Regions from separate parts of the Homo sapiens genome. Here region 2 is linked to region 1. A link is a loop called in an ENCODE intact Hi-C map of the cell type or tissue named here. Cell type or tissue: endothelial cell of umbilical vein. All regions are shown on one strand.

Region 1 (4,000 bases):
CTAATAGTGTTTTGGTGGAATCTTCAGGTTTTTCCAAATTTAAGATCATATTTTCTGCAAATGGGATAATTTGCCTTCTTCCTTTCAAATTTCTTTCTTTGGTCTGATTGTTCTAGCAAGGACTTCCAGTATTATTAATATATTGAATACTAGTGGTGAAAGTGGGCATCCTTATCTTGTCCCACCTCTTGGAAGAAGAGTCTTCAGTTATACCCTATTCAGTATGATACCAGCTGTGAGTCTGTTATATATGACTTTTATTGTGTTGAGGTATTTCCTTTTATACCCGATTTTTTGAGGATTTTTATCATGAAGGGATGTTGAATTTTATCAAATGCTTATTCAGCATCTGTTGAAATGGTCATATGGTTTTTGTCCTTCCTGTCTTCCTTTTAGTAAAAGTGATTTTCTCTGGTGGCGTGTTTTAATTTTTTGCTTTTTATTTTTTGAGAACCTGTTGTATATTTTTTGATTTGCGATTACCAGGAGGCTTGTAAATAATATATTGTAACTCATTATTTTAAACTGATAACAACTTAACACTGATTGCATAAACAAACTAACAAGCAAAGGGAAAACCAATAAAAACTCTACATTTTAACTTTGTCCCCCGCTTTAAAACTTTCTGTTGTCTTTATATCTTATTGTATTGTCTGTATTTCAAAAAATAGTTGTAGTTATTATTTTTGATCAGTTTATCTTTTATTCTTTCTATTTAAGATATGAGTTGTTTACATACTATAATAACAGTGTTATAATATTCTGTGTTTTTCTGTGTATTTACTAATGCTAGTGAGCTTTGTTCCTCCAGATGATTTCTTATTGCTCATTAATATGCTTTTCTTTCAGATTGAAGAGAATTCTTTAGCATTTCTTACAGGATAGGTCTGGTGTTGATGACATCCCTCAGCTTTTGTTTGTTTGGGAAAGTCTTGATTTCTCCATGTTTGGAGAATATTTTTACAGGATATACTAGCCTGAGATAAAAGTTTTTTTCCCTTTAGCACTGTGAATATGTCTCCTGCCCTATAAGGTTTCCACTGAGAAGTCTGCTGCCAGATATATTGGAACTCCAGTGTATGTTTTTTCTTTATTTTTTCTTGCCGCTTTTCAGATTCTTTCTTATCTTTGACCTTTGTGAGTTTGAGTATTGAATGCCTTGAGCTAGTCTTCTTTGGGTTATATCTGCTTGGTGTTCTATAACCTTATTATACTTGAATATTGTTATATTTCTCTAGGTTTAGGAAGGTCTCTGTTATTTTCCCTTTGAATAAATTTTCTACCCCCATCTCTCTTTCTAACTTTTTTTTAAGGTCAATAACTCTTAGATTTGCCCTTTTGAGACTATTTTCTAAGTCTTCTAGGAATGCCTCTTTCTTTTTTATTATTTTTTCTTTTGTCTTCTCTTTGTATTTTCAAGTAGGCTGTCTTCAAGCTCACAGTTCTTTCTTCTGCTTGATTGTTTTGTGCTGTTAAGAGACTCTGAGACATTTTTCAGTATGTCAGTTGCGTGTTTTAACTCCAGAATTTCCGCTTGATTCTTTTAAATTATTTTAATCTCTTTGTTGAATTTATCTGATAGGATTCTGAATTCCTTCTGTGTGTTATCTTGAATTCCATTGAGTTTCCTCTGTCTAAAAGGTCACATATCTCTGTCTCTCCAGGACTGGTCACTGATGCCTTATTTAGTTTGTTTGGTGATGTCATGTTTTCCTGGATAGGCTTTATGCTTGTGGATGTTCGTTGTTGTCTGGGCATTGAAGAGTTGGGTATTTATTGTAGCCTTGCAGTCTGGGCTTGTTTGTACCTGTCCTTCTTGGTGAGGCTTTCCAGATGCTTGAAGAAACTTGGGTGTTGTGGTCTGAGTTTTGGGTCACTGCAGGAATATCTGCATTAGGGAGCACTCCAAGCCCAGTAACACTGTGGCTCTTGCAGAGGTACCACCTTAGTAGTCTTGGATAATATCCAGAGTCATTCTCTGGATTACCAGGCAGAGACTCTTTTTTCTCTTCTCTTACTTTCTCCCAAACAAACAGATTCAGTCTCAGTCTGTCTGTCTGTCTGTCTGTCTCTCTCTCTCTCTCTCTGTGTGTGTCTCTGTTTCCTGGATCTGGGGGAGGGGTAACACAAATACCCCTGTGGCCACCACCACTGGGACTGCATAGGGTCAGACCTGAAGCCAGCATAGCACTGGGTCTTGCCCAAAGCCTGCAGTAACCACTGCTTGGCTCCTGCCTATGTTTGCTCAAGGCACTAGGGCTCTATAATCAGCAGGTGGTAAAGCCAGCCAGGCTTGTATCCTTCCCTTCAAGACAACTAGTTCCTCCTAGTCCTGGGCAGGTCTAGAGATGACGTCCAGGAGCCAGGGCCTGGAGTCAGAAATCTTAGGAATCTACCGGTACTCTATTCTACGGTGGGTGAGCTGGCACCCAAGTCACAAGACAAAGTCCTTCCCACTCTTCCTTCTCCTTTCCACAAGCAGAGGAGTCTCTCCCTGTGGCCACCACTGCCCCAGGCCTGCGACAAGTACTGTCTGGCTACTGCTGATGTTCATTCAAGGCCCAGGGGCTCTTCAATCAGCTTGTGGTGAATGCTGCCAGGCCTAGGAATCTATTTTGGGGCAGTGGGCCCACCTGTAAGCCAGGGAAGGTCCAGAAATACCATCTAAAGCCAAGCCCTGGAATCAGGAACCCCTAGAACCCCTTTGGTGCTTTACCCTGCTGTGGCTAAGCTGGTACCTAAGCTGATTTTTGGTTCTTATGAAGGTGCATGAAGGTGCTTTTTTGTGTGGAGAGTTGTTCAATTTGTTGTTCCTTTGGGAGGCTGCTATTTAGCCATATGGCTCCACCTCCCTCTCCATCCAAAAAGAAAACTTTAAATGAAAATATACATCCAAAGAAAGTGTTTTTGAAATAAAAAATAAATGGTCTTAATTCCAAGGAAAGAACCAACATAGTAAAGTAAAAATGCATTTTTTCCAAAAGTTACTTGTTTGATCACATATTGTATTTTATTTTAATGAAATATCTAGAATAGGTAAGTCCATAGAGAATACAAAACAGGTTAGTAGTTGCCAGGGAATGTGAGTGTGCAGAATGAGGAGTCATTGCTTAATGGCACTGTTTTCAAGAGTTACTTTTGAGTACACTTGCAGTCTGGTATCTAAATAATTGAAATATTTGAAAGTCGTGATTCCTAGAATAAAAACAGTGACTAACTTTTAATGATTTCAATGTCATGTGCACAAAAAAACCATGTCCAGAGTAATAAGTTTACCCATTCTACCATTCTTTTCAAAGAATTGCTTAAATAAGTTTTAAAAAATTTCCTATTGAGATGTTACTTAAAATACGATTTGTTTAGTTCTCAAGGTTATGCTTTCCCCAGGTTATGCTTCATTTGGGTAATCTAAGTTTAAGTCCTAATGTAAGACCTAGGGCATGGTACTTAACTTCCTGTAGACCTCAGTTTTCTTGACTGTGTGGTGGAAGAAATAATAGTACCTAGCTTGTGAGTTTGTTTTAAATGTTAAATGAGAGAACATGTGGAACATCTTACCCAGTGCCTGGCACATGGTGAGCAATCAATAAATGGGAGTTCATCCTGTCATCTTCAGATTTCTCTTCTGGAGCCAGCCAGGCTTGAGTTCTGACCTGGTTCATCCACTGAACTTGTAGGGGAAGCACTTAGTGCCCTTCGGTCCTCTCATCCAGTACATGGATATACAGTCTTCATGTGGTTGATACAAATACGAATGTGCTAATGCATCTTTACCAAAAAGAGAGGTAAAAGAAAGGAAGGATAATCCTGCCAGAGATACATATGCAAAGATCTGAAAGTAATCGAGAGTGAGGGGTTGCAGATTGGACAACACTTAGTAGTGGCTCCAGATAAGGTTCTTAAAGACTGGCCAGGATGCAGCCTTTTCATCCAGAGAAACAGCCATCTCATTCATAGACAGTGGTGACTGATTGGCAGATTTTATAAGATGACACAAACA
Region 2 (4,000 bases), 480 kb before region 1:
TCTAAGTATTGTCCAATCCTTTCCATTAAGTTACAAGCTCCTTGAGGGCAAGCATTGCACACCTGTTTTGCACAACTTCTAAGGCCGTTCAGTCCCTCAGCCCACTGTATAGAAATATAGTATATATATAGACAATACACACACACATGCACACACATACCTTGCCACTTAATGATGTAAAGTGACAAAAACTTTTATATTGGTAAAAATTATGAGAATAAGAATAATCATATCCTGATTCTTCAAATTCAAATATTTGTCTAACATTTTTTGATGAAGTCATAGCACTTATGTGTCATTGAATTGTTGTGGGCATGCTAACAGGAAAGATGGACCAAGTGGTTGACCCTGTCCTTCTGTGAATAGAACCTCAGAGTACACTTTTCTGTAAACATTTAAAAGACAAGGAATTGGAACTTAAAATGGAGCAACCAGGGGGGCAGGGAAACAGAATAAACTTTTAAAATTGACCTAATAGTAATCATAGGAAACAAAAAGAATCATTCCAGTCTCCATTTTTTTTTTTCTGGATGCATTTTGTAGCTCCCTAAGTTATTGGGTTTTTAAGAAACATAAAATATTCCTAGATCGTTAGAGATGTGATTTGATTTCAATCCCACATGGTCTGTAGCATCACTAAGCTACTGGGAACTTCCCTATGCAAAGGTTTGAGTTTCTTTCCAATGCTGTTTAATGTCTGCACTTCTAGTGTCCACATAAATGAGATTTAACAGGCTTTACTTCATACTTTCTTGTTACAACATTTTTACTTTTTTTCCAATTGCAAAATTATTTCTTTTAAGCTCTCTGAATAAGTTTGTTGAAGCTCTATTCATCACACATAAAAATCTTACATTAAAAGGCAATAAAGGAAATCACGAAAAGCTAGATGTATTCCACCCTCTTATAGTTGAATACATAAAATTGTATATATCACAAATAGTAATTGAAACTACTCTTATGAAAACTATCTGTCCTTCTGGAGGGGCATTAGTTTAAATGCAAAGAGAAAACATATCATTTGTGAGTCTAAATAGTGTTGTTAGTTCTTTGAAAGGGCCCTAATTAATAAGGTTGTAGAACACAACTGCAACCTGTAAAGCGTTCCATGTGTAGTATTTTGAAACCTTTTGTTTGTTTGGGTTCTAACTAGAGACAGAGGGAGAAAAAGTCAATTTCATTCTCATGGGATTTGTCTTATGTGGTTCATCAGATTGAGTTTAGTAAGCAGGGAAGTATTTCTCCTTGTGTAGCTAGTGCTTGTTTATTCTTCCCTTATTAAAAAAAAAAGAGAGAAAAAAACAAAGGATTGGCATTTTTCTTTTATGAACGTGGACTGTAGGGAGATAAATAGCCCTGCGGGAGAGGAAGGTCAAGTTCAAAGTTTTTCTTTCCTTTGGATTCAGGAATAAGCAAATGGAAAGACTAGCCAAACAACCCAGCAGCAGGCATCTGATGGTTAAGCCCTCCCCCCAGGACTTTTTATGTACATAAGCAGCAGAAGTCACTCGCGCAGCTGCGGCGCATTAGTTCCAATAGTTTAACAGGCTGCTTTGTAGCACGGACAAAGCCGTGCGAGCGCGGTGCTTTCCCTCCTTGTTCATTTGCTATGCGAGCTTGTCAGTGATCTTTGGCAGGGGCTTGGGAGAGGAGGGGTGACGTTTAATACGCTTCCGCGGAGGAGTGCGCTCGCCTCCTCTGCACCCAGCCCCAGGCTCTACAGAGAGACTGAGGCAGGCGACTGAATGCACTAACAGCAGCAGGCTCAGACCTGCTTCCCTGGACATTTCCGGGACCGTGAGCGAGGGAACCACGTTGCCCTGGATTCTTGCCAGCTGTACAAAGTTGACCAGGAAAATGGCTCAGCAGACAAGCCCGGACACTTTAACAGTACCTGAAGTGGATAATCCGCATTGTCCAAACCCGTGGCTGAACGAAGACCTTGTGAAATCCTTGCGAGAAAACCTGTTGCAGCATGAGAAGTCCAAGACAGCGAGGAAATCGGTTTCTCCCAAGCTCTCTCCAGTGATCTCTCCGAGAAATTCCCCCAGGCTTCTGCGCAGAATGCTTCTCAGCAGCAACATCCCCAAACAGCGGCGTTTCACGGTGGCACATACATGGTAAGGTTTGCGCAGACCTCGCAGAAATGGTGGCCGTTTCCCTTCAGGGAGTCCTGCTCTCGCGCCTTTAATTTTGGGGGTAGGGAGGGAGGACCATCATCATTCCTCACCGGGGATTTATGGCCAAGTGATCTCCCTTAACCATAAATCCCACAAATGTCCAAGTCAGGGCAAGAATCCTGGAGACTGGTACTAGGAGTGGTTGAGGTGGGTGGTTCTCAAAGTTCAATTCCTATTGCAAGTTCCTACAAGAAAATTGGATGCCAGATGTCAAATAAGAATGCAGTTTTATTCCCATACGTACGTAGTGGCGTTTCTTTGATTCCTTAAACCAATTTCCCTGCCAGCTTCCCCAACAGCTGAGGAAAGAAAGGACCAGAAATGAGGGGAGGAAAATCATAGTTTGCTCTGTTTTCTGCATGATCCCCACTTGGACAGAGACACATACAGTGTGTGTGTAATGGTGGTGTGTCTTCATAAAGCCCTTCCTCACTCCTGACTTTGATATACAGTATTCATAATCTTAAACATGCCTTTCCAAAGGAAAGAAGAAAGGGATTAGGAATTCTACGCAGAAAGTTGCAGGCTGGTACTTGGTAGTATTGTTGTGTTCTTTGAATTTGGATTGTTAGAACATTTTGCCAATCTTTTTATTTTCTTTGTGAATATTTTTATCTTCTTTATAATGGGTGAATTTGTTTCATGCATATGCTTCCATGTATTTTTCTGGAGGATTCCTCATCTTTTCCTGCTCTTGGAAAAAAAAAAAAGAAGAAAAACCCAAATATTAAAACAGACCATCATGTGAGCTTATTTGGAGTATTTGGAGTTTCTGCCTGAGTAGAGGCCATTCCAAACTCTGATCAGTGAGTCCAAGTACTAGGGTCTATGTTACACACTTAGATAATTTCAGGTAGTAGTAGGTTCTATACATTACATCTACATTTTGATAAGATGAGTATAAATTATGATAAAGAAAACATAACAAAAAAGAATGAGTGTGTTAGTTGAGAAACTGTATGACTAAATAATTTTTTACAGTTTTGCCATAACTAACTAAACAGTATGTACGTTAGCAATGGGAGGGAAAAAAAAAGCAGAAACAAGGCTTTTAGGAGGAAAGCAGCAAAAAGTAAAAGGAATTAAAACCTAAACCAGTGACAAGACCGTGCTCAGGAATGCATTGATGTTATAGATGAAAGTCAATGACAAAGGAAATAAAAGCCATGTCACACCCAAAGACATGACCAACCTCAAAAATTTGGTTTTAAGTAGCTAGATCTCTGACTGGGAAAGTGTTATTGTCCCCAGGATTTTAACACCTAGATGGCATTTCTGAGTTTGGTAGATGTAATGGCCATAAGAGGAGTGAGACAAACATTGACTTTTTCTGTCTTAAAGCAGTTATTGGGAAATGATGGCTTCTCTTTGAGGAAGATTTTCTTTTTGGAAAAAATTGTGAGCAACAAACAGTGAATAAAAGAAAGGCATGAATAAACACTGGGAGATGCACTGAAGGAGAAGGTTGGCTCAAGGCCAGGCATCGGGTGCCAGAGCAGGAGAGCTGGCATGAGTTCCTACGGAGCCAGGACCAGAATTTCCGTGTCCAGTGTCCCTTTTGGTTGCGCTGCTTTATCACTGCAGTTCCTAAATTGCACCCATTGCTGAATGAGTGGCCCTCAACTCAGCTGTTTGATTTCAGTCTGAGTGGAGCAACCTAGAGTTCAGCTGGAGGTTATCTGAACTATTTAGACATGTCGGGATGTAAGGAAGGCAGGAAATCCCATGAAAATAGGCTTTCTTCTGACATTTCTGGCACTTCCTTTTCTGGTGCTGTTTGGAAAAACTTCATGAGCACAATTTCTATCAATATTTCATTT

The links. Hi-C counts contacts between places; a loop is a spot of excess contacts. Peaks named below come from ENCODE experiments on the same cell type or tissue, not always from the same donor. Only the 100,000 strongest peaks of a DNase experiment are listed, where the experiment ranks them.
Region 2: a loop joins it to region 1, with 3 times the contacts of the local background. A loop is called at or near these places in 1 of 110 quality-filtered maps.

Annotation. Positions count from the first base shown.
Region 1 is chr5:59,285,806-59,289,805 of GRCh38, reverse strand. All of the region lies in intron 1 of PDE4D (phosphodiesterase 4D), which reads left to right. Among named protein-coding and RNA genes, the nearest start is that of PDE4D-AS1, 250 kb to the right of the region's middle. In endothelial cell of umbilical vein, no CTCF peak of the experiment used is centred here; a DNase peak (open chromatin) is centred at 1,655; H3K27ac peaks cover 2,863 bases.
Region 2 is chr5:59,766,367-59,770,366 of GRCh38, reverse strand. All of the region lies in intron 1 of PDE4D (phosphodiesterase 4D), which reads left to right. Among named protein-coding and RNA genes, the nearest start is that of MIR582, 65 kb to the right of the region's middle. RefSeq lists enhancers at 1,225-1,740, 1,426-2,625. In endothelial cell of umbilical vein, no CTCF peak of the experiment used is centred here; DNase peaks (open chromatin) are centred at 1,606, 2,336, 2,646, 3,786 and 1 weaker place; H3K4me3 peaks cover 2,810 bases; H3K27ac peaks cover 3,433 bases.